Linked DNA regions of Homo sapiens: regions 1, 2 and 4 are each linked to region 3. A link is a contact called in ENCODE Hi-C or POLR2A ChIA-PET data. All regions are on one chromosome and are shown on one strand. The core of a region is the stretch at or near the end of the contact, and the rest is flanking DNA. Distances in the headings are between cores, read along the strand shown. Region 1 has its middle 30 kb from the start of LINC02341. Region 2 has its middle 73 kb from the start of LINC02341. Region 3 holds the start of DGKH (diacylglycerol kinase eta). Region 4 overlaps VWA8 (von Willebrand factor A domain containing 8).

The links. Hi-C counts contacts between places; a loop is a spot of excess contacts on that map. ChIA-PET counts read pairs that join two places held with the same protein, here RNA polymerase II (POLR2A). Pooled maps may share reads with other maps.
Region 1: a loop to region 3 is called in a map of naive thymus-derived CD4-positive, alpha-beta T cell, with 4 times the contacts of the local background. The contact joins the enhancer-like site here to the promoter of DGKH in region 3. A Hi-C loop is called at or near these places in 2 of 168 maps with a recorded cell type or tissue (both naive thymus-derived CD4-positive, alpha-beta T cell), 2 of 37 single-sample maps with no recorded cell type and 9 of 50 pooled maps.
Region 2: a loop to region 3 is called in a pooled map, with 5 times the contacts of the local background. The contact joins the enhancer-like site here to the promoter of DGKH in region 3. A Hi-C loop is called at or near these places in 1 of 37 single-sample maps with no recorded cell type and 6 of 50 pooled maps. POLR2A ChIA-PET finds 5 or more read pairs at or near these places in 1 of 52 experiments (activated naive CD4-positive, alpha-beta T cell).
Region 4: a loop to region 3 is called in a map of breast epithelium, with 21 times the contacts of the local background. The contact joins the enhancer-like site here to the promoter of DGKH in region 3. A Hi-C loop is called at or near these places in 1 of 168 maps with a recorded cell type or tissue (breast epithelium). POLR2A ChIA-PET finds 5 or more read pairs at or near these places in 3 of 52 experiments (A549, Panc1 and endothelial cell of umbilical vein).

Annotation. Positions count from the first base shown.
Region 1 is chr13:42,391,175-42,398,575 of GRCh38, forward strand. No RefSeq gene overlaps it. Among named protein-coding and RNA genes, the nearest start is that of LINC02341, 30 kb to the right of the region's middle. RefSeq lists enhancers at 3,579-3,628, 4,529-4,678. Within about 2 kb of position 1,722, at least 3 of the 41 ENCODE cell types and tissues checked have a DNase peak (open chromatin) inside an H3K27ac peak, as active enhancers do.
Region 2 is chr13:42,494,209-42,501,699 of GRCh38, forward strand. No RefSeq gene overlaps it. Among named protein-coding and RNA genes, the nearest start is that of LINC02341, 73 kb to the left of the region's middle. RefSeq lists an enhancer at 1,819-1,918. Within about 2 kb of position 3,748, at least 2 of the 41 ENCODE cell types and tissues checked have a DNase peak (open chromatin) inside an H3K27ac peak, as active enhancers do.
Region 3 is chr13:42,045,009-42,051,686 of GRCh38, forward strand. It overlaps DGKH (diacylglycerol kinase eta), which reads left to right and starts at 3,640. Exons shown (of 30, transcript NM_178009.5): 1 at 3,640-3,957. The coding sequence starts at 3,766. RefSeq lists an enhancer at 2,787-2,876 and a silencer at 3,417-3,946.
Region 4 is chr13:41,585,358-41,592,860 of GRCh38, forward strand. It overlaps VWA8 (von Willebrand factor A domain containing 8), which reads right to left. Exons shown (of 45, transcript NM_015058.2): 41 at 5,283-5,408; 42 at 2,155-2,313. Among named protein-coding and RNA genes, the nearest start is that of MIR5006, 21 kb to the left of the region's middle. Within about 2 kb of position 5,459, at least 3 of the 41 ENCODE cell types and tissues checked have a DNase peak (open chromatin) inside an H3K27ac peak, as active enhancers do.

The sequences.
Region 1 (7,401 bases), core at 472-2,971, 340 kb after region 3:
GAAATTATTCAGTCACTCTCATTCCTCTATCTTCCTTATTTTTGTCACCTAGAATTTAAAATAAAAGAGTTATTTTTGATAGTTAGTAGTTAAATTATCAATATAATTTACCAGTTTCTTTGCTCACCATTTAAAATAAATTTGTACTCCTTCTTTGTGATCCTTTTTCCTCTTGAGGAACTATTTTTCATTTAGTGAGTGTCCGTAGGTGTTAAAAGTTCTTAGACTTCATATGTCTAAAAATATCTACCTCACCTTCTTCTTAAATGATAGTTCAAATAGGTAAAGAATACTTATTTTTCCTTAAGCTTTGATCACATCACTCTTCTGTCTTCTGATATTTGTTGTTAATGATGAGAAGTCTGCTGTTGGTCTTATTGCTACTCTTTTGTGGATTGTCTTTTTCCCTGTTAGATTTTAAATTTTTTTCTCTATAGCAATGTTCTGCAGTTTCATTACAATGCATCTAGTTAGGAATATATATATTTGATGCCCAGTGTTCACTATAAATCTATGATTTTTTTCAATACTGGAAAATTATGAACTGTTAGTTCCTTCTATATATTTTTTTCTACACCAATTCTTCTATTCTTTCATTTTGGGGCTGCTGTGAGTCTTCTGTTGGAATCCCTCAGTCTGTCCTCTTGGCTTCTGATGACCCTTTTCATGTCTTCTTTTTATCTTCTGTGCTATCTTCTGGGCAGTCTGTGAGCTTCCAATTTCAATGACAGTATATTCTGTTTTCAGGACTAGTATTTGGTTGCTTTTCAGAACCATATATTGTTTATTCATATCTGCTTTTTTTGTTTGTTTGTTTCTCATAGATGTAATTACTTCCTTTATCTCTGAGGGTTTTAAGCATGCTTCTTTTAAATGCTTTTGAGATTGCTCAGGTGTTTCTATTTGGAGGGAGTAAATGTTGCTGGTCTTTGAGCTTGTTGTCTAACTTTCTTCCTGTTAAATTTTCTTTCAAATTTAGGTTTGTATGCTCTTCCTGAGGAGCTCACTTCTCCCCATAGCTCTGGGTTATTTTCCTCCCCAGTTAATGGTTTTGACATTGCCTCTGTCTGGTTCCCAGGAACTCTGTTCTGGATCCAGGTTGAATGTTGGTGGATGGGCTCTTACCTCATGTACTGGGGATACCTACATGTAGCCACTCAGCTGGTGGGTGGCTTCCCCCAGGACGGGGCTCCAGGGCTGTGCCTGCTTCCTGCCCATCCACTGGCCTATAGAAAGGCCAATGTTTTAGCTTTTCCACCTCCTTTTACAAACAAGGGAGCTCAGCACCATGCCTGGCTTCAGGTGGTGATCCTGACTTGGGTCCTCTGCCATATCTGGAAGGTTTTGCTCCCTGTTACCCCAAAAGAATCAGACTTTGGTCATCTATGCCTTCTTGACCAAGAGACCAAGAGGCCCATGGTTTTGACACTATTTATTACTCTTTCTTTTTCATGGAAGTATTTATCTGATTTTTCAGTGTGATTTTATTTTTATTGCAGAAATACATGTTTTACATATTATTGCTGTGTTTGGAGTAGAGATGAGGGGGCCCACAACTTGAGCTCAAAATGCCATTTTGCCAGGGAATATCTCTCCCTATTAATCTTTGTGTTCCCATGCTTGTCACATAGCAGGTGCTTGATGAATTTTGGTGGTTTGCTGTTACTGAGACATGGGCCTATTGGAGGCACAGAGGCCTGATGGTGAGAAAACCCCAGTTACCACAAAGTCAGGGAAAGCTCTGTCTGAGGCCCTCTTCTGTGACTTGGAGGCCTATCTCAGAAAGCTCTACTTCCTGGAAGGACTATCAGGGTGTTAAAGTGTCCTCGCTACTAGAGAGAGGACTGATCCTTTTAGTGCAGAAAAGCATCCTCATCCACTTATGAGCCTTTCGTGTAGTGTTTAAAGAAAGTGTTGTCATTTAAGCTGATTTGTGGCCCATCAGAAGACTCAATATCCCCAAATTTGGATTCCTGGGCCAGTGGGTCAGTGTTCTCTTCAGCAGACTGCCTCAGTGGTAGAGACAGGAGCTGCATTGATTGTTGACAGGACACCAACCTGTGTGAAAAGCAGGTCTCACATAATCTGTCCAGGCGATAATCTGCTTTAGGATTGATAGATGCCCTCTGTGGAGAAAATAAGTCAGTAATGTGCTCTCAGCAGGAAACTTTGTCAGCAGCGGGTTGTTAGAAGTAAAGGGTGTGATTACAATCTAACTTCAGTGTAACTTTGACTCTTCCGTGTGTTTTTCTCATTTATCTCATGAGTCATAAAAACATTTTGATGATTGCAGCAAAGTCTGTGGCTACTTAGCTCTACCACACTGGAAACACTTTATCCAGTAATAGAAAGAAATAGAGTGCCACATTGTTATGTTCCAGAGATCCAGCCTCCGCTCTTTCTTTGTCTTTTATTGGAAACTTGTGAGATTTGGAAGACTGTTCCCTGGATGCATTTGGCATCCCAGTTTGCTGAGAGTTTCTACAGTTCTGGTTCACTGCTGGCTCAGCGTGGTGTGGGAGACATTGGGTGTTTTGCCTGTCCAGCATCTATTTCCATTCTTCTAGGAACTGGATGTTTCTGTCTGGTGGAGAACGTATTCCACAACTGGAGCCAGACCCACCCTGCCACAGAGGAAGCCACGTGACCCAGGAGTGGTTTAGAAATGGGCACATGACCCAAGCAGAGGCTTCCCAGGACCTTTCTGTTGGAACTATTTGAAACTACTTTCATTCCACTGGAATTCTATGCTGGCAACCACCTTCTCACCTTTTGGAGAGCACCTGTCCAGCAGGTGCAGAGAGAGGCACGTGTATGATGACATTGTCTGAAACCTTACATCAGCCTTGCCCGAGGTCAAATGCATTTCAGTGAATAAACTCATGGATTTCTTTCTTGATTTAAGCTAATTTGAGTTGAATTTCTGTCACTCAAGACTGAAAGTGTCCTGACCCTTATGTGTAGGAGTTAGGAGTGAGAAATCATTTAACAGAATTCTTGAGAGCATGCTCTGTTTACATCTTCACTCATTTCAAGCCCAGGCTACTTATGATGCATGCCTGGCCCTTAGGCACTCTCAGCATAGTTGTTTATGAAGGATTTTGGACAATAATTGACTTTTTGGGTGTCTAAGGTTTGAGTTTCTTTTATCAACTAGTGCTGGAGGAGCCAAATAGTCAAGACTGGGGAAAGGAGAGGAGGAAGAAGACCATGAAGTAGGGAACCTACTGATCCTAGGAGCCATCCAGGAACTGCAACTATTGTGTGCCTAAATACAGGAAGGGCCAGCGACTGAGGATGTGCCTTCTGGATGCCTGCCACGTTTCCTGCTCATTCACCCAAGCCTGCCGAGATATCAGTTTACCCAGAGAGTCAACGTACTTTTTCCACAGTGAGACCAATTGAGAACACAAGTATCCCAATTTCCAGGCAAGTGCTCTATTTATCAGATCACACTTCCTTCCTGCTTTGAGAACAAAATAACCTAGCAGTCAGAAAGCACAATTGGGCACAAGATTCTACAAACAACAGGAGAACATATCCTGTAGAAAAACAGCACAGTGTGCGTGGTCTGTGTAGCTGGGAGCTCCTGTAGAACAGGTGGGCTTTCAGAAGTTCAAGAGAAGGAAGATAGGACAGAGAACCTCTGAGCTTGCCTCTTTCCACCAAAAAGCTGTGGAGGTTCTGACTCAGGGTACACAGGTGCAGTAAGACTGTGTGGGGCAGGAGGAACAGCAGGAGGAGAAGACATAGAAATCAGTAGAAGGCAAGGCTGAATGAGGGGACTGATTGCTGATTAGAATCTTGCTCTTCTCTTCTATGTGTTGTGTTCCAAGGGAACCCCTAAGTCTGAATATGGATTGGAATAGGAACCTTGAAACTGTCATTGAGGAGCGAAGCATGGCAGTGTTGGGGTGGGTGTTGCCAGGTGGACGGGATGGGGAGAGGAAGTGGTTTTGTAGGAGAACAAAAGAGAAGCAAGTGAAGATGGTTTCTTCACCAGAAGCTGCCCTCAAGCCGAGTAAGCGAGGCATGGAATGTTGGGCTTCTAGAAAGATCCTGGACCTTAGGCCCTGATCCAGGTGGAGCCCAGAGGGCTGAGATCAGAGGAAACCTGCTGAGAAAGTGTGGGATTTCTTACCACAAGACAGTCTTACTGCCCTGACCAGACCTGGCCACGATTGACATTTAGACAAAAAAGAGCACACAGAGAACACTGAGGAGCGTGGCCCACCCATGCTGTGTAGGAGGCAGACAGACACCTTTTGTCTGTGAGGCCAGTACACTCTGTGTGTCTCCTCTAGTCTACAGCCAATTCCCTCAGCCATCGCTGGCTTTTAATCCAAAAACTCATCTGTGGGAGATTGATTCAGCGCCTACGTGCTGCCTGTCAGCTCAGGGCCAGGGCAAAGCCAAGCAGGGCACAGATGTGGCTTCTGCTCCCACCTTTCTGGCTCCTCCATGCCCTTTAATTCATTGCATCAGGTTCCCCTTTTTAAGAGCTTAACGACTGAGGTGTGTGCACAGCTTGTGTTCCTGACCAAGGAAAAACTCTGTGCTCTGTCTGCGGCACGTCAGCATCCTCCCCCGTCTCCTGTTGCCAGCCTCTGCCCTGCCCAATGCAGTTCAGCTGGCTTGCCAGCACCGATGGGAAGCCTTCTGGTTGCCCCTGGCTGATGAAGGTCTTCTCTCCCCACCCCCAGCCCTGCTCCCAAATGGGGAGAGTTTTTGGAGACCCTCAAAATAATTATTCACTCCATTAATTAGATGTGTAAAAAGGGTGGGGGATATTACTCTAGGAACGAATTTGAGACCCTTGTGGTGTCAGAGAAAGGACTAAATGGACAACAAGCCCACATTATAAATTATTTATTTCATCCATTCCATCTGAACAATGGATACGTCCATGTGAAAACCAGAGCTCAAAAATCAGAATCAAAGGACTGACCACCATGGCCCACAAGCACCCTCTACATCACTGACCCCCTAGTATGTCATTAAAATAATTAAAAATAAAGAGGCTGGGTGCAAGGGCTCATGCCTGTAGTCCCAGCAGTTTGAGAGGCCAAGGTCAGAGGATGGCTTCTGGTCAGGAGTTCAAGACCAGCCTGGTCAACATAGTGAGACTCAATCCCTACGAATTTTTTTTTTTTAAAGACAAGAAAAAAAAAGAAAAGAAAAGCCAGTTGATTCAGGTGCTCTAATGAGATCTCTAGACTTGTTCTTTGAACCCATGTTTATGTTAAACAGGAGCTTCCAGCTCTAGGTTCTTGGGCACAGGCTGATGTGAGTTCATTGTGGATTCCTGTGAAGTGTGTTACTGCAGGTGACCGAAACTGGACTTGGACTGAGGTATGAGGACTCTCCCTGAGATACAAGTGCTTTACTAGTTGCTTTGTTTTGTGTCGGGAGAAAGCTTGGCGGCTCCTCCTCTATATCGTAGCCTCTGTCAGAACTGTTGTGCCTTGTCATCAGCCCTTTCTGGGTGGTGCCATCTCCTGCGTGGCCTTGCCATGAAGAGACTTCCTTTTGGGTACCTGGGGCAGACGCTGCCACAACCGCAGGCGTCCTTTGCTGAGTGCTAGTTGTGGTGAGGAGCTGAGGCCAGCTGACATGAGTGTGCCGGTGCTCCAGGATTATGCTGGTTGACCAAGTTGGTCAGCTGAAAAATTCCTTAAAATACCCCAGGGGCCTGTTTTTATTTTGTATTGTTTCTGAAAGGATAAATACTTGAAAACATGGATGCCAGAGAAGAGAGCTCTATGACTTTTATGAAATTGGCCATGCGCAAGTTTAACAAAAAACTAGTTAAAAGACTAGAAATTATGGTTACAAAATATCTTTGCTAATAGTTTACTGTCTGGCTTGGGTGAGTTTAACTTTAAGGTGTGGTAGCTCTGGAAATTTATCGTGAGTCACACATAATAACCGGCTACACCATCAGGCATCAGCCCACACACAATTTTCCAGCCCTGAACTTTGAGTGTTTCATAGAAAATGAAAATAATGCAGTTTTATGTTTTATTCTAGGGATGAGGTGGTTGGCACCATTTTAGGCTTTGCTGAAGACTTGTGAATTTGATGTTTCCTACCAAATTAAAACATATTGAGGGAGTACTTAGTTTCTAGTTGACAAACATAAATCTCCTTTAAGAGAAAACCATACCAAAAAACCATGGTATATTGTCTGTATGTTGATTTCCTCCTTTGTTGGTTACTTGTTTGACCTGGACCATCAGTTCTCAAAATGGCCAACTCAGCTCTTGAAATCATAATTACACATTTGAAGGAAGCCGAAACCAGCGCACGCAGATGGCTATCTGCCTGCATGCTTTCTTTTTCTTGCCTTCTGTTCTCTTTCTGAGATTGGAACACCATTGATATACTTTCTCTTGTACTGAATCAAAGATGCCATCATGCAGGAGATGGTCAGTAGATGTTCTTTCTCTACATGCTGGGATTGGTCTTGAGTTTTAATAGTTATTAAATGCAATTGTGCTGGGCCCTTGGAAAACCAACTTTTATTATGTAAATTCATGACAGACAATTATTTTCCTGAAAGCCTGTCTCTGTCTGGGATGTCTCTCTATTCTGAAAGGCTTTCTCCATCTGGGATATTTTCTTGTTTCATCAAAATCCTCCTCAAACTCTGTGGTTCTGCTAAAATATCTCCTTCCTTGACTTTCTTTCTTCCGCTTGTCCTTTATTCTTTGAGATTCCCTTGGCACTTGTCATGTATATCCATTCTGGATGCTTGGTCAGTTTTTTAATGTGTTCTCTTGCATGTGTTCATACCATCTTCTTAACTAGTCTACAAGTTCAGCAAAGGAAAAAAATGCTTTGCTCATTTTTATAAATGTCACTGTCTAACACGCAATAGGCACCCTGGAAATGATTTGTTAATGTAGTTCGTGTGTTCATTAACTTTCATGTAGAGCAAACCATGTGCGAGACCCTCTGTTAGGTATTTTCACCTCCACTGTCTACTTGAATCTTTCTAGGGACTCTAGGAGATAGGCATTATTATAATTTTTAGGTGACAGAACTAATCCACAAAGAGCTTCCCTGATGTCCCCAAGCCAGGAAATGGCAGAGCCAAATTCAGTATAATTCCCAGTCTAATACTTCTTTTGCAATGCCATCTTCACAATAAAAATTATCAAGAAGGCCAGGAGGCAGGGATGCTTCCTTTTACAGGTAGGAAAGCCTGTTTAGGAAGTCAGCTCCTCAGGAGCCCTGGGACCTGTTGGAGGTGTCCTCAGGGAATGACTGTGCAAGCTGCTGGCAAGCTCCCACAGCCCTGTTGGGTGCTAGAGACTCTTAAGTGTCTCTAAACTCTCTGCTCAGTTCTTCTGACTATAGCCTTGTTATGCTAACTGATATCCAGGGTCCTGATGGCCA
Region 2 (7,491 bases), core at 2,498-4,997, 450 kb after region 3:
TGCTCTGTTGTCCAGGCTGGTCTTGACCATCTGGCCTCAAGCGATCCTCCCACTTCAGCTTACGAGTAGCTGAGGATTTATATTCTTTTGCATAGCTCAACCCCAGGAAAAACCTGAAAGATAGTATCTCAAGCTCTGATGCTGTGGTTGAGTCAATTTGGTGAATAAATTTCTCTAAAGAGGATGGGACATAACTCTCAGTTGTGTAGCTGAGTAACAGGAAGTAAGACGTGATTTGGAACAATGATAAAAAGGACATAAATTAATGAAGAGGACTATTTTTAAAAAAGGAAAAAAAACCACTAACAGTCAACAAGTCCATAATAACCCTAATAGTTAACAATAATCAATAAGGAGTTTAGAAAAGCCCCAGTCCTAAAGAAAAGGATCGGATACATTAAATTCAGAAAAAATAGGCTTTTGTCGACTATTTACACACAACAGAATTCATATTAGAATATTATTTTTTAAATGCTCTCAACAGGCAAAATGAAAAATAAAACTTCCCCCACCCCCTCTTTGGCAAATGGAAGGAAATGTCCTCAGCAGACTTATTCAGAGGGTGTCCCTGGTCTCAAGGTTCTGTCTCTTGGGGCATGTGGGTCCACTAGCCACACAATCCAAACATACTAGAAACATACACAGGAAAATATAACCCAGGCTGTTTTCTCCAAACCTAGAGCTTCCATGAAACCACTGTGAGCCATACACAAGGATCACATCACTTCCCCAAATCACACATTTCAAATTATAAAAACAGCCTAGAGAGAAGTTTCTCCCTCCTGATTTGAAAGAGAGTCACCTCTGGTCAATCCTTATCCACTTCTTTTGTTGGTTCCTTCTTTTCTTGGCTATCTTTTAAAATAGAAGTCTCCTGTCCTTGACTTTCTTCTCTGTCACCAACCCCTCCCTTGAAAACCTCATTCTCATTTGCTTTTGTATCTCCAGTGTAGAAAGACCTCTCTCCTGAACTCCAGACTCATTGTACACAAGTGTCTACCCTTCCTCCAGCATATTTCTCAGATATCTGAAACCTATCACATCCAAAGGTGAACTTCTGACTTCTCCCCAAACCTCCTCCTTCTAAATCTCAGTTGATAGCAACTTGAAGCTTCCAGATATCCATGCCAAAAACCTCAGAGTTCTTCCTAAGTCTCCTCTGTCACATCTAGCATTGGTTCTACCAGGAAATTCTGATTCAAAAATTATCCAGAATGTGACCATGTCTCACCACCTCTGCTGCTGAACCACCCTGATCTGTATCTTTCCTGGATTATTGCAACAGCCTCCTAATCTTTTGAAAACATTACTCAGATCATGTCACTCCTCTGCTGAAAACCCTGCATGGTTCTGGTTCCATATTTCTTTTTTTTGTTTGTTTTTGAGATGGAGTTTCACTCTTGTTGCCCAGGCTGGAGTGCAATGGCACTATCTTAGCTCACTGCAACCACCACCTCCTGGGTTCAGGCGATTCTCCTGCCTCAGCCTTCCAAGTAACTGGGATTACAGGCACCCCCCACCATGTCTGGCTAATTTCTTGTATTTTTAGTAGAGATGGAGTTTCACCATGTTGACCGGGCTGGTCTCAAACTCCTGACCCCAGGTGATCCACCCGCCTCGGCCCCCCAAAGTGCTGGGATTACAGGTGTGAGCCGCTGTACCCGGCAGGTCCATATTTCACTCAGTAAAAATGAAAGTTCTCAGAACCTTCCATGGTCTGGTCACCCTCCTTGTTACCTCGCTGATGTCATTTCCTACAGCTCTCCCCCTCTCCTCCAGCTCTCCACCCATACCAGCCTCCTTGGGTGTGTTCCATCCTAGGGCCTTTGCACTGCAAATAATCCTTTTCATTCTGGTCACCTGCATGCTCTTCACTCAGGTGACCACGTGGCTTACTTCCTCACTCCCTTCCAGTCTTTGCTCAAAAGTCATCTCCTCAATGAGACCTACTCTGACCACTGTTTTTAAAACTGTAGTCTTCCCACTATATTCCCAATTCCCTTACCCTGCCTTACTTTTTGTTTCCCTGAGAACTTTTCATCTTCTGATATACTGAATAATTTACTCATTTACTATCTGTCTCTGCTTGCTAAACTGTAAGCACTGCCAGGTCATGGAAATTTGGCATATTTTATTCACATAGTAGGTACTCAATAAATATTTGTAGAATGAATGAATTATTGATTGACTTGGCTCCTGGCGTTAGTATTCAGCAATCCTATGGGGGGCAGGGAGTCCCGACAATCCTGCTGTGTCATAAGAAGGGTGTATTGCATTTAAAAGACTGAACAAGCATCCTCTTCCAGTAAGGAGCACTGGGCTTTGTACCTCTGCAAGCCCACGCCTTGTCCCTGCTGGCTTCTCCCTCCTGGCCCCAATGCCCACTTGCCTTGTCAAGTACCTGGCCACGCCAATGGTAGTCCTGGGTAAGCTCTGCCTCATATCAGTCTGCTTGGGCTCTGGCACCTTCTGCCACCCAATCCAACCCAAATTTATATAATTCAACAATACCAGCTGACCTTGTATGCTGTGGTCAGTCACTGGTCTAGCGCCAGGCTTCAGTAGGTAGAGGCATGTGTTTAGATCTGGTATCTTTAATTTTAGATATGGTGTAATGTACATCCCCATCACTGCCTTGGAACCAAAAGGAAAGGACAGTGATACCAAACATAATGACACCTTATAGCCTAGCTCCTTGAGGGCCATTTCACAGCCCTCCTATCTTTAGAATTGTAAAATGCCGGCCGGGCACAGTGGCTCATGCCTGTAATACCAGCACTTTGGGAGGCCGAGGCAGGTGGATCACAAGGTCAGGAGTTCAAGACCAGCCTGGCCAACAAGGTGAAACCCCATCTCTACTAAAACAATACAAAAATTAGCCGGGCTTGGTGGCATGTGCCTGTAATCCCAGCTACTCGGGAGGTTGAAGCTGGAGAATTGCTTTAACCCGGGAGGCGGAGGTTACAGTGAGCCAAGATTGTGCCACTGCATTCCAGCCTGGGTGACAGAGCAAGACTCAGTCTCAAAAAAAAGATTAAAAAAATTATAAAATGCCTATCCCTCAAAGTTGTAAGATTTGGTCGAGAAAGCTACAGATTCATTTCAGAATGAGTAGTCAGGGTGAGCCCCCACAGATTACTGAGAAAGCCATCAATCCCTGTCATCTCAGAACTGCTGATCATCATCTCATCTTTCTCTTTGCTCCAATTAACTCTTACTCTTTGGTTAAAACAACTAAGTTACGGGGGAATTAAAGGAAATTCTGTATTGACAAATACATGGGGCTGAACGGTGAATATATGCTAAGTAAGAAAACATATGTCTATTGGAAATTTAAGACTCTTTCCAGATGTTTACATAATTTACTTTTTCTTTCACTATACATGTAATGATTTAAAATGTTTTTTCCATGAAAGAATAAATTATGTTTAAATAGTAAAATGCCTATTGGCCTTGGGTTCTTCCAGGGAAGGCTACCAGTTCCCTTGGAGGTAAAAGCTAAGAAGTAACTAGAGGAGCAACATTGCTTCTGAGAACCCACACTGTGCCAGCCACTGTCATAGACATATGTCAGCTTGTTAGATCTTCAGAAGCACCATGAATGTTAGATGTTATACCTGTTTTACAGATATGGAAATGATGGTTTAGAGGGTGAAATAACTCGTCCAAGGTCACACAGCTAGTAAGTGGTGGAGTCAGGTTTTAAATCTAGGCAAGGCTATACTAAGTACCTGGATCATACCACACTTCTCCCCACTTGAGTCATGGGCTACTGCAGTTGGGGAAATGACTCAGACTTAGAGATAGTGCACATGTACATTCTCTGGAATAGTTCCTGGTATTGAGTAGAGGCTCATTGCATGTTAGTTTCTCACATCCTTTTCTCTAGGATGATTTCTGACAGCACATGAAGTCATGAAGGGGACACACATGAAGTGTGGCCTTAGATTAAAAGTGTGCAGTGTAATCATAATAATACCAAATAGTCCCTACTATTTGCCAGGTGCTGTACTATGTCATTTATGTGTATTAATTCATTTCATCATTTCAACAATCCCATGAAATACGTTCTACTTTTGTCACGCCGTTTAACACTTGCCAAGGTTTCACATTAGAGCTGGTAAATGAGAGAAATGGGACGTGAACTCAGGCAGTCTGTCTCGAGTCCAAGCCTTTAACCACTATGCGATACTGCCCACTAAATTATTAGCCTGCTGTAGTCTAGATACTGTGTACATATATATGTGTGTGTGTGTGTGTGCATATATATATATGTGTGTGTGTGTGTGTGTGTGTGTGTGTGTGTGTGTACTCCACCCTTGAGAATTGCGTTGATATGATTCTCTGGGTCCATCTTACAATGCCATATTATGATTCCACAATATGAGATTGTCCATTATCCTATTACAATGGCTTAATCAGACACATGCTATGAGCCAAGTGGTGGAGATGCCTTCAAAACACCCAAAGGAGTTGGCCAAAGCCGAAGAGGTTGACTTACAGCCCCACCACTCTTCAGCTCCAGGCACTGCACTGGAAACATGCACAATAAGGGAAAATTGACATTGCAATTTGAGTTGCAGATTGTACTGATGGTGTGGTTTGAATAAATACCATGCCCTTTGAAAGTCTTATATTATTACGCTAGACACATGAGGGTTTTCCTATTCCTATTGCAGGCAATAGGCAAAAATCTATCTTCATAGCTGAAATCTGTTTTGGAATTCATTGCTGCCTTTCTGGAAAGACACTGTTTAATTCTGTCTCCTGGGTGTGTGACCCTATGGTCTCTACCTTCTTTGTAGATCTGTGAATAAAGCTCTTTGTAATGAGGCCACTTTTTGTGCAACAACAACAAAATGTTTCTGAGAAGGATGTTAGAGCCAGACTTTCTTTAAGTAGTGGTGTCTGGTGTTGTTTACTTTTAAAATAGTTTCTAGTGCAAGGGAGAATTGTGTCCTAGAAGAACTGTCCCAAGGAGCTCATGAACAGGAATAATGGTTTGTACCACTACTTTCTGGAAAGCAAACGGGGATTTTGATGTGAACCCAGAAAGGGGTCGGACCACATTGACATATATTTTCTGGTTTCTAATCTTACCTCCACTGCCATTATGCACTGCATTACACAACCCTCTACCCTAAGGCCCAGCCACCCTACAGCCTTTTATCAACTCACAGAATGGTCTCAGCACAGCATGAATCTAGATGAGGGCTTAGGGACCCGTGGGTGGCCAGACCTCAGGCTCTGGGCATCAACAGGCAGACCTCCAGTTCTGCCCTGAAATAGAATTATGATATCATTGTGAGCCAATCAAATTGCCTGTCTGAGTTCAGTCCTGGATGCTCTGGGGTGGTAATTCCCAGATGATTTGATCTATGGTATTTTCTAGTAGTCTAATTTGATAATGTCATTTAACTGAAAAATATGTCTCTCATTATTATTATTATTATTATTATTATTATTATTATTATTATTTGCCAGTGTAGAAGGAAGTTAAGAAAGGGGGATTAACTTTAATTTTTTTCAGTTTAATGGAACATATACTAAGAAAAAAATGTCTCAGTAAGTGATGCTCACCATCCACTCAATTGTCCAATCCAAAATTTTAACCGGGAGTTGTTTATGTGTCCTCTCTTTCACTCGCCGCTGATGTCCAATCGATCAGTAAGTCTTGTCCTGTCAATTTCTGAATTTGGCTATTTTCGTCATAACCACTGTTAAGATTCTCATTCAAGGCATATCAACCGTCCCTTGTCTGGACCAATGCAACAGCCCCAACACTGATGTCCTGCTCCCCGTCTTGCCTCTCTGTCTCCACACAGAGGCCAGAGAGGTCTTTGTAAATAACAAGTCATATTATATCACTTGCCTGCTTCAAGCTCTTCAGTGCTTTCCCTTCCCAACCAGATGAAAATTCTGATTCCTTACAATGGATGGCCTGAAAGATATCGCATAGTGCCTGATCCCTGCTTCTCTCATTGACCCCCTCTCTCTCCACTCACAACTGCATTCACAATATTCAGGCACATTAACCTTGTCCTTGCTTCAAAGCTTTTGCATTGATGGTCACTCTGCCTGGAATGCTCTTCTTCTAGATCTTTGCACAGCTGCCTCTTCCTTATCACTCAGGTCTAACTCAAATGGCACCTCCTCAAGGAGGAAAAATGCATATCATGCCAACTTGCACACTTGTAGAATTCCTGCTCCTGTGCTCCAAGTATAAATGCCATGAGGGTCGGGACAGTGCCAGTGCTGTTCCTTCCTTTATCTGCAGTGCATAGCACCATGTCTTGTTCAAAAGAGGTATTTAATAAATGAATGAATTAATTCATGGATCCCAGCTAATTTGGTTGTTTACTGCTGGGGAAGTTCTCTAGCATGATATGTAACAGGCTCTTATAAACTGCATTGCACTGCAGTCCTATGATGATAATAAAAAGCACACTGATCTTTAGTTGGTTTTGTTACAGTTTTAAAAATTTCTACAGAAAATGCACCTTCTTATTTCCTCCATGGCATGGGCCATTCCCACTGCCTTGCCTTTGGTATGGTTCTGGGAAAAAATAATAGCCTTCCTCATAGCATTGAGGGTAGAAGACAGAGTCAGCTGACCCATGGAACATAAAATATTCACAAAAATATTCACATGAGAGGGAGTCACAAAGCAGTGTCACTAAAATGTACAGAAATAAATCACTCCTGGTACATAAGCAATTAAGGATAGAAATTTTGCAGAGCATTTTGGAAAAGCACCTGTATTAGACAGGATAGGTAGGATTGTGCTGCAGTAACAAATGACACAAAAATCTCAGTGGATGAGCACAGGTTTCTTTTGTTTGTTGTTTTTCACACCATGGTACCTGTTCATTGTGGAAGGCTAAGAGACTTCCCATTCATTGTAGTGACTCTGGGACAGAGGCTTTATCTGAACATGGGGTTCATGTTTGTTGAAGTGGGAAAAGGGAACATGGTAAAGTATGTACTAGCTCTTAAAGATTCTGCTTAGAAATGACACCTTTCATCTACAAAGAATTCAAACAAATTTCCAAGAAGAAAACAAATAATCCCATCAACAAGTGGGCAAAGGATATGAACAGACATTTCTCAAAAGAAGACATTTATGCAGACAAAAGACACGTGAAAAAATGCTCATCATCACTGGCCATCAGAGAAATGCAAATCAAAACCACAATGAGATACCATCTCACACCAGTTAGAATGGCGGTCATTAAAAAGTCAGGAAACAACAGGTGCTGGAGAGGATGTGGAGAAATAGGAACACTTTTACACTGTTGGTGGGACTGTAAACTAATTCAACCATTGTGGAAGTCAGTGTGGCGATTCCTCAGGGGTCTAGAACTAGAAATACCATTTGACCCAGCCATCCCATTACTGGGTATATAGCTAAAGGATTATAAATCATGCTGCTATAAAGACACATGCACACGTATGTTTACTGTGGCACTATTCACAATAGCGAAGACATGG
Region 3 (6,678 bases), core at 2,390-4,889:
GCTTTTGGTGCTGTGGCTCATGCCTGTAATCCCAACACTTTGGGAGGCCGAAGTGGGAGGATCTCTTGAGGCCAGGAGTTTGAGACCATCCTGGGGAAGATGACCAGGGGGAGATGATGTCTAAATAACAACAACCACAACAAAACTAGCTAGGACTGGTGATGCATGTCTGTAGTCCCAGGTATCCTGTGACTACCCTGGGAGGCTGATGCCAGAGGAGCCTTTGAGCCCAGAGTTTAAGGACGCAGTGAGCTGTGATTGGCCATTGCACTCCAGCCTGGGCAAAAGAGCAAGACTTTGTCTCTAAAAAAAGAAAAAAAATTTGCTTTATTTTGAAATGGTTTTATACTAGTTAGCGCTGATAAAACTATCCAGGTCGAAAGGAAAATTAGGAAGGAAAGAGTTTCAAAGGATAGGGCCAAAATGTAAATGAGAGGTTATAAACATCTTTGCATTAGGTCTAGATGATGAAAGGTTTTTGCCTCAGATACGAGGATGACCATATGTATATGCAGTTAATATCACAGTTAATCCCCAAATCTTTTTCATTCAGGTAACAACTAAGGAAATGGTAATAGGTTAAAAGTTTCGAATGTTAAATTCTTAATATGTAGCAAATAGCGTGTTCTTAAGTTTTAATTAAGGCAGCTTCTCAATGCCTGTACTTGGTCAACCTGCAGTATTCTTTGCATGGTTCCTTATTGATTAGGAACACAAGTCCTAGAACACTTTGAACTCTTCAGGATATAAAATGTAACATTCTGCGTATTTATGGCGTAATATTTAAGATAAAGCCATAGAATATGTGAGATTTGAAAGTTGCCAATGGGTATAAAACCCCTTTTGTTATGAGTAGTGATCAGTAAAAATACAATTCAAAATACCTCTGTAGAAAATAATACACGAATATTCATAAAGTTGACATGAAATTTGGCTGTGACTTACACATCTTCAGTCTAATAGGTGTTCTTTGTTTTAATGGGCCAGGATCTCTATTAAGTAAAAACCTAATTTAGGGGTAGCTACCACCTATTTCCATTTCACCCTAAATGCAGTGTCTACACAGCTTATGTTGAAGTCTTTAATAGTGTGTTTGTCACATGTTCTGAACAGAGATTTCAAAGTAACAATAAAAATGTAAGATGCATCTAAGCAATTACTGAAAAATCTGAAATCACTAAGTAAGGAAAAGATCAAGGAATTCTTATAAATCAAATAAATAATGTAAGATACCACATATTTGAAATTGTTTCAGTTGCTATTTTGAGCTACATGGTTGAAATGGTTGGAAAGATTGAGACCTTGACCTTGTAATACTCTTGAGGAAGGTGAAGTACATTGCAGGTACACAGTGCACAAATTAGATATTCATTCTAAAAACTTCTAATTTACAGATAAGACCGAGAAGAGGCTAGTAAGTCAGGTATCTTAAATAATGGATTCGTTGAAACTGGCTCTTCAGAAGAGGTGATTGCAGAAGTGCAAAGCTGGCTCTGAGGTTAAATCTTTATGAGAAAGGAATACCTTTACTTTGAGGTATTAAATGGCTCAGCTCTGGGATATGAAACTTTTTAAGTATCTTTAAGCAATCAGTGTTCAAATCAAAGAGTGAGATGCGTAATCTGACCTGTTAAAATCACAAAATCAGGCTGGGCATTAGATAATGCCTTTCAGTTTAATCACTCGCTGCCTGGATTCTGGAAAATGTTGCTATATAAAACACATAATGTATGAATAGAAGTATATGGTAACTGACAGACTTTTGTTATACAGTGTGATAAAGTGAATAGAACATTAGAATACTAACCGCATGATTTTGACTTTGGTCTCAGTTTGTCAGTTGGGGCCTTAGTTTCTTTACATTAAAGGAGAAGACTAAACTAAGTTTATTCTTTCAAAAGACCCTTTACTAGGTGTCCTTGTCTACATTTCCAAAATATTGGACTTGTCCATGACCAAACAGGTGGGAATGAAGGCCATTATTTTGATTATTTTTCTCTTTTAAGAATTTCCAGAAATATGTTCTTTGTAGATAAAGAATTACATATTTGTAGAGTTCTAAGCGTTCTTAAAATTCATTTTGCCCAACTCCTTCCTTTCCTAAAGGAGACAACAGAAGCTGCAGAAATAGCCTCTCTGTTATTATTACATAGCAGCAGTCTCCTGTCTTTAAATATTTGAACTAAACACATTTTACATTTTAATGAATTTAATTTACAGTGTGATGTCCAGTATTGGGATTGCATACTATTTCTTAAAACTTCTTAGAACTGTTAGCTCTAATATATCAAATTTCTTGTTGGGAGTAAGACTGCAAGTTAAAAAAAAAAATTAGAACCTTAGTTTGGAGGAACCTTAAAGGTCATGTCAACTGAAAAAATACGAAAGGAATGGTACTGAAAGGCATGAACATAACAGAGATTGAATGCTTTCTCCAGGTGGAGAGACTCCACAGTCTGGCAGGGACTTTTTGTCCTATTTAAAAATATAGCTAACACCAGTTTGGTGTTCTCTTTGGATGACAAGAGGGATCTGTCGTTTTAATGTCTTCTCTCGCAGCCCCCTCACCGCAGCCCCCTCACACCTGTGAGGCTTCTTTGACGTTGAGCGTGCACAACCCGCTGCCAGTCCGCGGTTCCCAAGTGCCCGCGCAGCCAGCTTGCAGGGGAGTTGTGCGCGGTGGCTACAGCCTGTTGATCCCACTTCCTCCTGCTCTAGTCCGGGCTAGGGAGTGGCTCTGCCAGGACTTCCAAGGCTTTTTGTCTCGGGTACTGGTGTTCGCATGGCTCGAGTGTATTGTTTTCTTCCAGGCAATCTCGGTTAGCGCTTCAGCTTAGACACTTCTTGTGCGTTCTGTCGTCTTGGGCTGCGTGTAGTCTCTTGTTTCTGCGCTTTCTCCACGCCCTTCCCAGTTTCCTGTTAGCCGAAGGGGATCGCTCTTTCTGAACGAAAAGTTCTCAGAGCGGAGCTGAACCTCCCGGAAAATGCTCTTCTCTTCCGTGTGCGCCGGATGGGGGTGGGGGTGGGCCAGAAACTGAACGCCGCCGTCAGGAGAGCTGAGGGGACCCGACGGCCCTGGCGGAGGCGGGAGAGGTACGGTCCTCGGAGTGGGGCTGGGGGTGGGGAAACCGACGAGGGGCAGCCCCCGACTGTCTTGGTGGCAGAGGGGACTTTTATTCAGCTGGAACCGCGCGGCGAGGCCCAAGTGTCTCTGGAGAGATTCGGGGTTCAGGAGGTGGCGGGTGCACCCAAGGGTGCTGGGAGGAAGCTCCAGGTTCCCATTCTTCCCCAGGGATCGGCGTTGCCCCTGCTGTCCAGAAGTGAGAGGGGGTGTGCGGGCATCGCCACTACGGGGTGGGCTGCAGAGGTTTCCTGCCTCCCCCACCCTCCTGTCCATCCTAGGGACCCAGACCGTAAGGGAGTGGAAGAGATGTTGCTCCAAACCCTGTCACCCCATCCTCTCTACCCGCGCTGGTCCTATCCGAGGCTGGGTGCGCAGGGGTCCGAGGCGGGCGGGGGTCCGTTACCTCTGCGTCCCACCGTGGCCGCCGCTCCGGCGGGAACCGAGCGGAGGAGCCGGGTGGACCCCTGCCTGGAGGGCGCCTGCCCCGGGCGACCCTTACCTCGCGGGGGTAGCTAGGGAAACGGAAGATGGCGGCGGCGGCCGGGCACGGGGTTCCGGGCTCCGCTCGGGCAGAGCCCACCCGCTGACCAACGCCGCCGCCCCCGCCGGGCGGTGCTGTGTCCCCGCAGGAGTCGGAGAGGATGGCAGGGGCCGGAGGCCAGCACCACCCTCCGGGCGCCGCTGGAGGAGCGGCCGCCGGAGCCGGCGCCGCGGTCACCTCCGCCGCTGCCTCGGCGGGGCCGGGAGAGGATTCGTCTGACAGCGAAGCGGAGCAAGAGGGACCCCAGAAACTGATCCGCAAAGTGTCTACCTCGGGGCAGATCCGGACCAAGGTAGGGCGGAGGAGGCGGGCCTGAGGGCCGCGTGGAAAGCGGGAGGTGGAGAGGGCGCGGGGGCGCTGGAACGCGCCGGGCGATCCCGGGAAGGCGGGGAAGGCGGGGAAGGCGGGGAAGGCGGGGAAGGCGGGGAAGGCGGGGAAGGCGGGGAAGGCGGGGAAGGCGGGGATGGTGAGACGGTGAGGCGGGGCGGGGCCTGGGGCGCGGGCGGGGCGGGGAGGGGTGGGGCGGGGCCCGGGGGCGCTGGACCGCGGTGCTGCGGGACGGATTCCCGGCGGCTGCGCGGGAGGCTGCGAGCCTGGGCTCCCAGGGAGTTCGACTGGCAGAGGCGGGTGCAGGGAACCCGCGGCTCGGCGGGAGCGTGGGAAAAAGCTGACGCGCAGTCGCGAGTTCCTACTTAGGGAACTTAAAAGGAGAGTTTCAATTTTTCTTCCCTGCCGTTCGGGGGAGCGTGCGCATGTGCTGGCCAACCAGCCTGCGCTGCAGTGAGCCCTGCTGCTTTCCCACTTAGGCCCACTCAGAGGGTGGGTGGAAGGTGACACCGGTCAGCCTTTCCTGCCCCTCTGCCTCCTGCTGCGGTCTGGAAGGCAGAAGCCCCGAGGCAGGCAAGTGGGACATGGTGTTCGCGGCTTAACCGCACCCTGCATGGCTCCAAGGGCTGGCCAGGCTTTCGTGTCGCAGGTTCCCGCCAAGTGCAGGCAGGGTTCAGAACCATGCGTCCATGGTTCTTTTTAATAATGAGAAGTTACCTCTGTGCTGTGTGGACATTAGGATGGTGTGTTACTCTTGTTAATGAAGCTTGTGCTGTCGACCTGTGAGGTCTCAAAGTTAATTTTTAATTTGATCATGAACATACCAAAGCAAATGCTTATGGATATTAAAGGATTTTTATGTATTCTAATTTTCATTGTAATTTAAAAATCTTCACAGAGAGAGTCTGTTATCAGTAGGGAAATTTAACGAGGATATTGAAAACGGAACCACAAAATCATTGGCTTGGGGTACCGTTTTTAAAAATAAATTTGCAAAAAATTCATTCTACAGTTATTTTTATGAAAAATTTTCCCTAAGGTCAATGAACTCCTATTTGGAAACATAATTTTTATTCAGTGCCTGTGGAGGCCGGTAACGGTGGCTCATGCCTGTAATCCCAGCACTTTGGGAGGCCAAGGCAGGCAGATCACTTGAGGCCAGGAGTTCCAGACCAGCCTGGCCAACATGGTGAAACCCCATGTCTATTAAAAATAAAAAAATTAGCTGGGCTTTGAGGCGTGCACCTGAGATCCCAGCTCCTCGGGAGGCTGAGGCAGGAGAATCGTTTGAACCCGGGAGGCGGAGGTTGTGGCGAGCAGAGATTGTGCCACTGCACTCCAGCCTGAGCGACAAAAAAAAAGCTAGTGGATTAATGTTTGTAGTAGCCTGCCTCCTTATTTTCTGAAATACATGTGTGTAAGAACAACACACAAGAACAACTGTTGACAAGATGCACTTACTAAAGAGTTAGGGATTCAGTCACTTTAGTTAAGAGTACATCTTGTAACTCCTTTTAATAGTGACGTTTTTGAGTTTGTAGTAAATTAAGAATATGGCATTTAATGTGTTTTTTAAGATTAAGGCTTTTACAAAGTTAGGGACTTTCCTAAAAGTGTTTTTAATATTTCAAATCTTAATTCTGAAAAAAGTTCATAAACTGTGTTAATGATGGGCAAAATGGCAGGTAAAAAAAAAAATTGTATAGGGGCCGGGCATGGTGGCTCACGCCTGTAATCCCTGCACTTTGGGAGAACAAGGTACCTGAGGATCACTTGAGCCCAGGAGTTCAAGGCTGCAGTGAACTGAGATCTTGCCATTGCACTCCAACCTGGGCAATGAAGCGAGACTGTCTCTTAAACAAACAAGCAAACAAACAAACAAACGTGTATGTTACATATTTATATGAAATGGTCAAAATTCCATGCATACTTATATCAGGATTAACCAGTAGATTTATACTGTTCGAAAGAAAACTGAGAGATGGCTCTAAATTGAATTGAATCATGTCAAACAACAAATTTGTTGGGAGTACCACTGTATTTTATAGGTTTCATGCGCTCGTTGTAATAGCTAAGATTATATGCTTATGGAGACTACAAGTAAATTTAAAAAGCACATTATTTGTGATTTTCTATCTGACTTTCTAATAAAAACATTTAGCACATACATTTTGCCATGAGAGATCATTTTTGACTATGAAATCAAATATTGCTTGAATTTCAAAAGTGTATTGAATGTCAGAAATTCAGCATTTTACAATTTCTCCTATGTTAGAGTGCATGTAAGTTCATCAACATTTTCATATATGAACACTTGAGATCAGGGTATAAGATTCTGAGACCAGTGAGCTTCAACCTCATACCCCGCCTCCTGCAACTGGACTGTTCATGTATGTCACAGACTTCATTATTTACGTCTTTTATCACATATACTGATTCTTGGGGAAGAAAGTGAGAGCAATAGGGGGAATTTATAGAATGAGAACTACTAAATTTAACGTTGGTTCCCAGTCTTCAATTATGATTCAGATGAGAATTAAGGAAGGATCTTTAGAAAAAGACAAATACTTTCTGTGTCTCCGCACAGGTGTGTAAGATGGGAGCACCTGGAGGAGAGGTAGGCCCTAAGATTAGCTCAAAGCCATCTTTTTTTTTTTTTTTTTTTTTTTTTTTTTTGAGATGGAGT
Region 4 (7,503 bases), core at 4,209-6,708, 460 kb before region 3:
TACCCAGTCCTGGGGAGGGAGCTGTGTCAACCAATTTGTTGGTTAATTCCTAATGAATTTTCTTTCTAAAAACTTGGGAGTATTTCACATGTCAGAGCAGCTCTGCCCTCAAAAACGTAGAAATCCTATTTCTAACAGGAGATTTTATTCAAGCTAACTATGAATCTGCCAATTTTAATGGTAGTACATTTGCTATGGTCTACATTGGGTTAAAATCTCCCTATAGGGCCAGGTGCGGTGGCTTGCGCCTGTAATCCCAGCACTTTGGGAGGCTGAGATGGGCAGATCACGAGGTCAGGAGTTCGAGACCAGCCTGACCAACATGGTGAAACCCCATCTCTACTAAAAATACAAAAATTAGCCAGGCGTGGTGGCGGGCACCTGTAATCCCAGCTACTCAGGAGGCTGAAGCAGGAGAATCGCTTGAACCCAGGAGGCAGAGGTTGCAGTGAGCCGAGATCACACCACTGCACTCCAGCCTGGGCGACAGAGTGAGACACCGTCTTAAAAAAAAAAAAAAAAGAAAAAGAAAAAGAAAAAAAAAACCTCCATATAGCTCAAAGAGAGCCGAGGAACACTGAAATTCAAGATCCATAAAACAGGAGAAGGGACTGATCCAAATATTGGCAACTCTCAAAGGTTTTAATACATTAGGTAGGATATGGGTATTTATGCTGATACAATAGATGTCTAAAAATTCTTTAGTCATCAATGGTCCAAGTGATTTAAGAACTATAATCTATCTCATACTAGAAAGGACCTAAAATATTTTAAAATAAACATTTTCTATAAACCCATAAAGCATAAAAAAAAAAAAATCAAGGAAAACTTATACCTGAAGGGAGCAAGGGTGAAGAAAAGGAAAAAGTCGAACACTGGTCTGCAAGCCATGAGACATAACAAAGTTGTCATAGCTGGTCTTTGATTTTAGCTCTGAGCTTCCTGGCAACTAAAACCAAGAGGGAATCTTAAGCAGCTCCATGGCTTTCACTAATCACAAGGGGAAACACATTTCAGTTCTTCAAGGGAAACAAAGCTACTCCCCACGGTGAAAGTCCATGTCTTATTTGTATTTGTATCCTGTACTTGGACAGAGCCCGGCAACCCATAGCATTCATTAGCTGAAGCTGCCCTTCTTCTTCCACTTAATTCTAAAAGGAATTCCTCACGTAGAGCTTCACACAAGGGGCTCTGGGAAATTCAGGGGGGGCAGTATCCTTAATAATAGGCCTAAAGTACCTGAAGTGATGGGTTTCATCAATCTGTTTCTTGTTGCCTACCTCATAACACAGAGACACAACTCAGGGAAGCAATCCTGGGGTGCATGTGGGATGTCAAGCCTAATAGCAATCTAAGATCACTGATTTCTGTAGGACATGTTTGATCCGTAATAAAATCTAGTCTGTCTATGGACTGTGTGTCCTTCATGCATATCTGCACGTGCATACAGCATTTCTCATGATTGAACTTTTGATAATAATTACATGGCATGTGACTGAATTCAAGGTTGTTTGCTCTGGTAAGGGCCAGAAGTGCAGGTGCTCTCTGTGGCTGATTAAGAGAGGATTAATAGGCTCATATCAAGCAGTAACACAGCAGCATTGGGGGTCCCTTCACCATGCTAGACTTCTAAAATGGAGGGTGTGCAGCAAACTAAGAATACCAAAATGGAAACAGTTGAAATGGAAACCTGCTTTTCTCCTGGGATAATCATCATCATTGTTAGCTGGGGAGACACCAATGACTGTATAACCCCTGCCCATGTGGAAATGGAACGTGATACTGAAGCTTTCAGGGTGGACTCAAACTTTGGAAGGCTGCTTGGCTAGTGATGGGGCAAGAGTGGGTGGGTATGGGGAACTGGGATAAGGCCAGGAGGCTCTGAGGAGTCTGGGAACAGACTTTTGCTTCTAAGCAGCTCATTTTTTTCTAACATCATGGCTGCAGCATTTCTTCTGTAGTAATCAGACTTTTAAATTATGGAGTTATTTTACAATTACTACTTCAGATAAAACAAAAGCTTCACTTTCTCTGCACTGATGAATGAGCTGGTGAGAGGATGAAGATTTTCATTCACTCTGGATGGAGTTTGAATCCACCTATCCATCATCATGGTCAATGATGCCTCTCATTATTCTTAGTTCATGTCATTACCTGGAACTTCTCCTCATAGTTCTCGAAGGCTTCCATGACCATACACACAGCCTCCATTGTGCGCTCAAGCCGGCCATCCATCCTGTTGAAACGGTACATGCTACCAGACACATCTACCACCAGGCGCAGACGCTTGGGTTTCTGTTGTGGGCTGCCAAGCTGAGGGAAGGAATAACAGAAAAGCCGTTTGTGAACTGGCAAACTTCCCCTGGTGGCTGTCTTGGGGATCTCACAGAAGCTCCAGCGTGCCAGCCCCGAGATGGGCAGACCAGCCATAGGCTCAGCCCTGCACAAGGCTGTCCTAGCAGGTAGCAAGGCATCTATGGGTTGTACTGCAGTAAACAGAATTTCAGACTTGTGCTAATGGTTGGGGCCACATGGAAAATATTTTCCTTTGGAATATAGTCCTTTTAAAGCTCACTCTAGTAAAGTTGACTTACCGAGGTTGATGCCTTAAAAATAATATGATGACTTAAAAATAATAATCTGGAATGACATGTCATTTTCACTTCATGCCTCAGAGTCAGTAACTCTAGCAAGAGTTTGTGTTATTTTGGAGGGAAGCCCATGTCAATTTTACTTGTACGTATTGGGTAGTGACCTGAAAATTATTCTCCACACAGGCCACAGGTAATGTCAGATTCCTAAAACAAAGTTATGTGATGGGGGTCTGGCAAAGAAATTAAAGAAAAGATTTTAAAAACGACTTTTGTGTTTACTAAGCTGCACATCTTCTCTTCCTTCCACATTACTGAATTAGTGCTTTTCTTTTCTTGGCAGTTTGAAAGCATAAAAGTGACATCAAATTGTTCTAGAAACAACTGTCAATTAAGATTACAAGATTAAGTTTGATTTTAGACCCACGACTGCCAATTTGCAGATTTTAAGAAAAAGTTTGTTAGTTTTGCTGACGATAAAAAAGAAGAAGGCTGCGTGCAGGGGCTCATGCCTGTAATCCCAGTGCTTTGGGAGGCCAAGGTGGGAGAACTGCTTGAGGCCAAGGGTTCAATACCAGCCTGGGCAACACAGCAAGAACTCATCTCTACAAAAAAATACACAAATCAGCTAGGGTGGTGCTATGTGCCTATATTCCCAGCTACTCAGCTGGGTAAGCTGAAAGGGTCACTTGAGCCCAATAGTTTGAGGCTGTAGTGAGCTATGATTGTGCCACTGCACTAAAGCCTGGGCAACAAGCAAGACCCTGTCTCTAGAAAAAAAAAAAAAAAGGAAGAAGAAAAATTCCAGATTATTCTGTTATTAAATATTTGCTGTTATTAAATATAAAAAATAATGAGCAGAGTTAGTAATTTCAAGAAAACACGGTGGGTATTGAGAGTGTAATGGTTTGAGGCAAATTCAACATATTTCTTAAAAACTTGTTGAGTCTGCCCAAATTAAGAACACTTATACATATGCTTCCATGACTACTCACAATTTCAGATGTATCCAAACACATTTGTTGACCACAATGATTCAGTAAAGAAAGCAGTTGTTGACTCATACCAATGACACAGAAATAAGAACTCCCCAAATCACCAGATCCTCTCTAAATAAATATTTAAAAGGAGTGACTCTCCCTTCCCCCTACCAGTCACTGCACCCCCAGCTCTCAGTGGCGACTCAGCAATTCTGGTTACCCAGGAATACAGGAGATCACAGAGCTCACCAAGAGACTCAATATTTCATCCTGTCATCATTTTGTTTTGCTATTACATTGCAAATATTTTAAATTTATGGCTGTCTAAAACTTTACATACTACAATTATAGTTACTTAAGGGAGACGTTCTTATTTTCTATATTTTTTTTCAGTTATATGATGGACACTGATCTTTAAAGTAAGAGAACAGTAGAAAATCACTAAGGTTGTTTTATTGTTTTCACTTGAAGGTTTCTCTAGGCTTAATAGACACACCAGGTGTCTTCAGTTTCCCCTCCAGGGCACCTGCTCTGTGTCCTGGGAGTTGATCTGTGTGGACAATCCGTGTTGGAGCTCAGAAATCGATACCCTCTAAATATGGTGCTTGGACATGCTGAACTGAAGAAGCAGCATCAAGGTCTCACTGACCTTCCTCCCTCTCCCCACAAAGCACTGGATAATTTGTTCTCTGAAGTTTCTTCAACTGTCTAAAGTTCAGAGCTCCAAAGAAGAAAACCATTACTCTGGGCCCTTCCCTGAGTTTTCATCAACTGAACTCATATCACAGGAAGAAAGGCTGAAGTCTGTCAACACACCTGGACAGACTTCGGTCACAAACCATTGCTTTGTGGGCCCAACAGACTCTGTCCCAGGCCACTGTGTGCTCTTCAAGTCCACTGAATTGCCCTAAAACCATTTACTACCCCCGTAAAATCATCTACACTTCTCCATCTCCTTTTCCCTTAAGAAGAAGGGTACATAAGCATCTGTACTTCACTGTGTGGAGGGGGACTCACCCTTGGTTTCACCCCGGTGCACATTAATACATTTGTATGCCTCTTCTCCTATTAATGTGCCTTTTGTGAGGTGATTTTCAGAGAACCTTCAGAGGGCGAAGGGGAAGTTTTCCCTTGGCCCCTACAATCACATCAGCTGGCCTCTTGGCTGCTGGCTCCCAGTGGGTTCTGCTCATGGGAGGCACTGGTGGAGGTCAGGGGGTGAGGGTGGAGTATTTATTCCCTTGGCCCCCTCTCTGCTGTTGCCCATGGGTTGGCTCCCCTTCTGCTGAAGGCCACCACTCCATCAACCACCTTCTCCAGGTTCCAGGAACTGCTGTCTCATTCTGCCCTTTTAGGCCTCAGAGTGAGTTAGATCCCTGCTGTTGCTATCCCTGGGTTACTGCACTGTTTATTTTTGATTTTCCTAAACCCCACCCTTATTTTTGTAAATAGTCTTTGTACTGACTGTTTCTTAAATTACCTAATTTGAGCATGCCTTATGTTTCTTGCTGGGACCTTGAGTTGAATAATAAATAGTATAATATTTATGGAGTTTTTCTTCTTCTTCTTCTTTTTTTTTTTTTTTAACATAATGCTTTCCTTGGTTACCATATTCAGGATTTGTGATATTTTGACACAACTCACGAAAGCAAGTTTCTGTAAAGAGGGCTAGACTATGCAGAGCTGAGGCTAGCAGTTCACCATGACTTACTTGTGGCTCCAGCTCACCCCGACGTTTGTAGATGGCTTTTTCTCCAGTCAGCCCATCAATGATCTTGGCATCATCTAATTCTCCAGTAGCTTGATGTCTTAGCCATTGTCTTTCTTTACCTTTAGCCTACAAAAGACACACATACACACACAAAGCCTTAATTAGTTATGCAGAGTCTCTGACATACTTTGTGCATGAATAACAGGAAACACACCTGGGATCTTTTCAGTAAGTGATGGTTCTGCATGAACACAGTCATATAAATGAAGTGGTTTCTGCTCTGCTGACAAATAAATGCCCTTTGTCCGTTTTAATTCTTTCAACATATGGAACAATAAAATGAATGAAAGATGGTATGCAAATGAGTCCCTGGAGAGATGTCCAGTATCTGGAAATATAATAATGGGGGCGCATTTCTTACAGATTTTCTGTCACGGTGCTTCTCAAAAGTTTATTAGTTAAAATAATCAGCTTGAATTTGTTAACATTGTCTGTAAGCCCAGAGAAAATGTGACCTTTAGAATTCTACCTTTTGGTAAAGAGTTTGTTACTCAAGTTCTCTGGGACTTAGAGTGCAAATGGAAATAGCTGAAAACAATAGTATGTGAACATTTTGTACCCCACAAGTCTTTCTGGTTATCTATTTTCAGAAATCTTCTGGATTACTTTTCTAAAAGTTTTTTCACATAATACTTTGCTACAATAACTTACAATTATGCCAGATAGACTAATTTTACGGCAGTAAAATGATAAAGAATTATAGTATCCCAATCAAGGCATATGCTTATTACAGCCAACTACTATATTTACATTAATGAGTGGGAAGAATAGCTAAGATGTTTTTATGCATGCAAACTAAAGTAGTAGTTAAGATTATGTGTTCCAGGCAACCTACAAAATGGGAGAAAATTTTCGCAACCTACTCATCTGACAAAGGGCTAATATCCAGAATCTACAATGAACTTAAACAAATTTACAAGAAAAAAACAAACAACCCCATCAAAAAGTGGGCAAAGGACATGAACAGACACTTCTCAAAAGAAGACATTTATGCAGCCAAAAAACACATGAAAAAATGCTCATCATCACTGGCCATCAGAGAAATGCAAATCAAAACCACAATGAGATACCATCTCACACCAGTTAGAATGGCAATCATTAAAAAGTCAGGAAACAACAGGTGCTGGAGAGGATGCGGAGAAATAGGAACACTTTTACACTGTTGGTGGGACTGTAAACTAGTTCAACCATTGTGGAAGTCAGTGTGGCGATTCCTCAGGGATCTAGAACTAGAAATACCATTTGACCCAGCCATCCCATTACTGGGTATATACCCAAAGGATTATAAATCATGCTGCTATAAAGACACATGCACACGTATGTTTATTGCGGCACTATTCACAATAGCAAAGTCTTGGAACCAACCCAAATGTCCAGCAACGATAGACTGGATTAAGAAAATGTGGCACATATACACCATGGAATACTATGCAGCCATAAAAAATGATGAGTTCATGTCCTTTGTAGGGACATGGATGAAATTGGAAATCATCATTCTCAGTAAACTATCGCAAGAACAAAAAACCAAACACCGCATATTCTCACTCATAGGTGGGAATTGAACAATGAGATCACATGGACACAGGAAGGGGAACATCACACTCTGGGGACTGTTGTGGGGTGGGGGGAGGGGGGAGGGGATAGCTTTGGGAGATATACCTAATGCTAGATGACGAGTTAGTGGGTGCAGCGCACCAGCATGGCACATGTATACATATGTAACTAACCTGCACAATGTGCACATGTACCCTAAAACTTAAAGTATAATAATAAAAAAAATAAAATAAAATAAAATAAAAAGAAAAATTCAGGAAGCATTGACACCAAGGAATGAATAAATTTAGTAAAGATCTTTACTCTTATTTGTTTTGAAAAAAAAAAAAAGACGTTATAGCTTTCAGCTCTGGAAGTTCTATTTGTTTTTCTTTTCAATAGTTTCCATTTCTCTTTTCATTATGTTCATATTTTCCCTAAAATCCTTGAAAATATTTATAATAGTGTTATTAAAAGCCCTTCTCTGTTAATTCCAAAAAAAAAAAAAAAAAGATTATGTGTTCCAGCATCAGCCTGGTTCTAACTGTTCTTTCACCACTGTTCAATATCTGATCTGAAGCAAATTACTTAACCTGTCGGCATCTTTGTTTCTTCATCTCTAAAATGA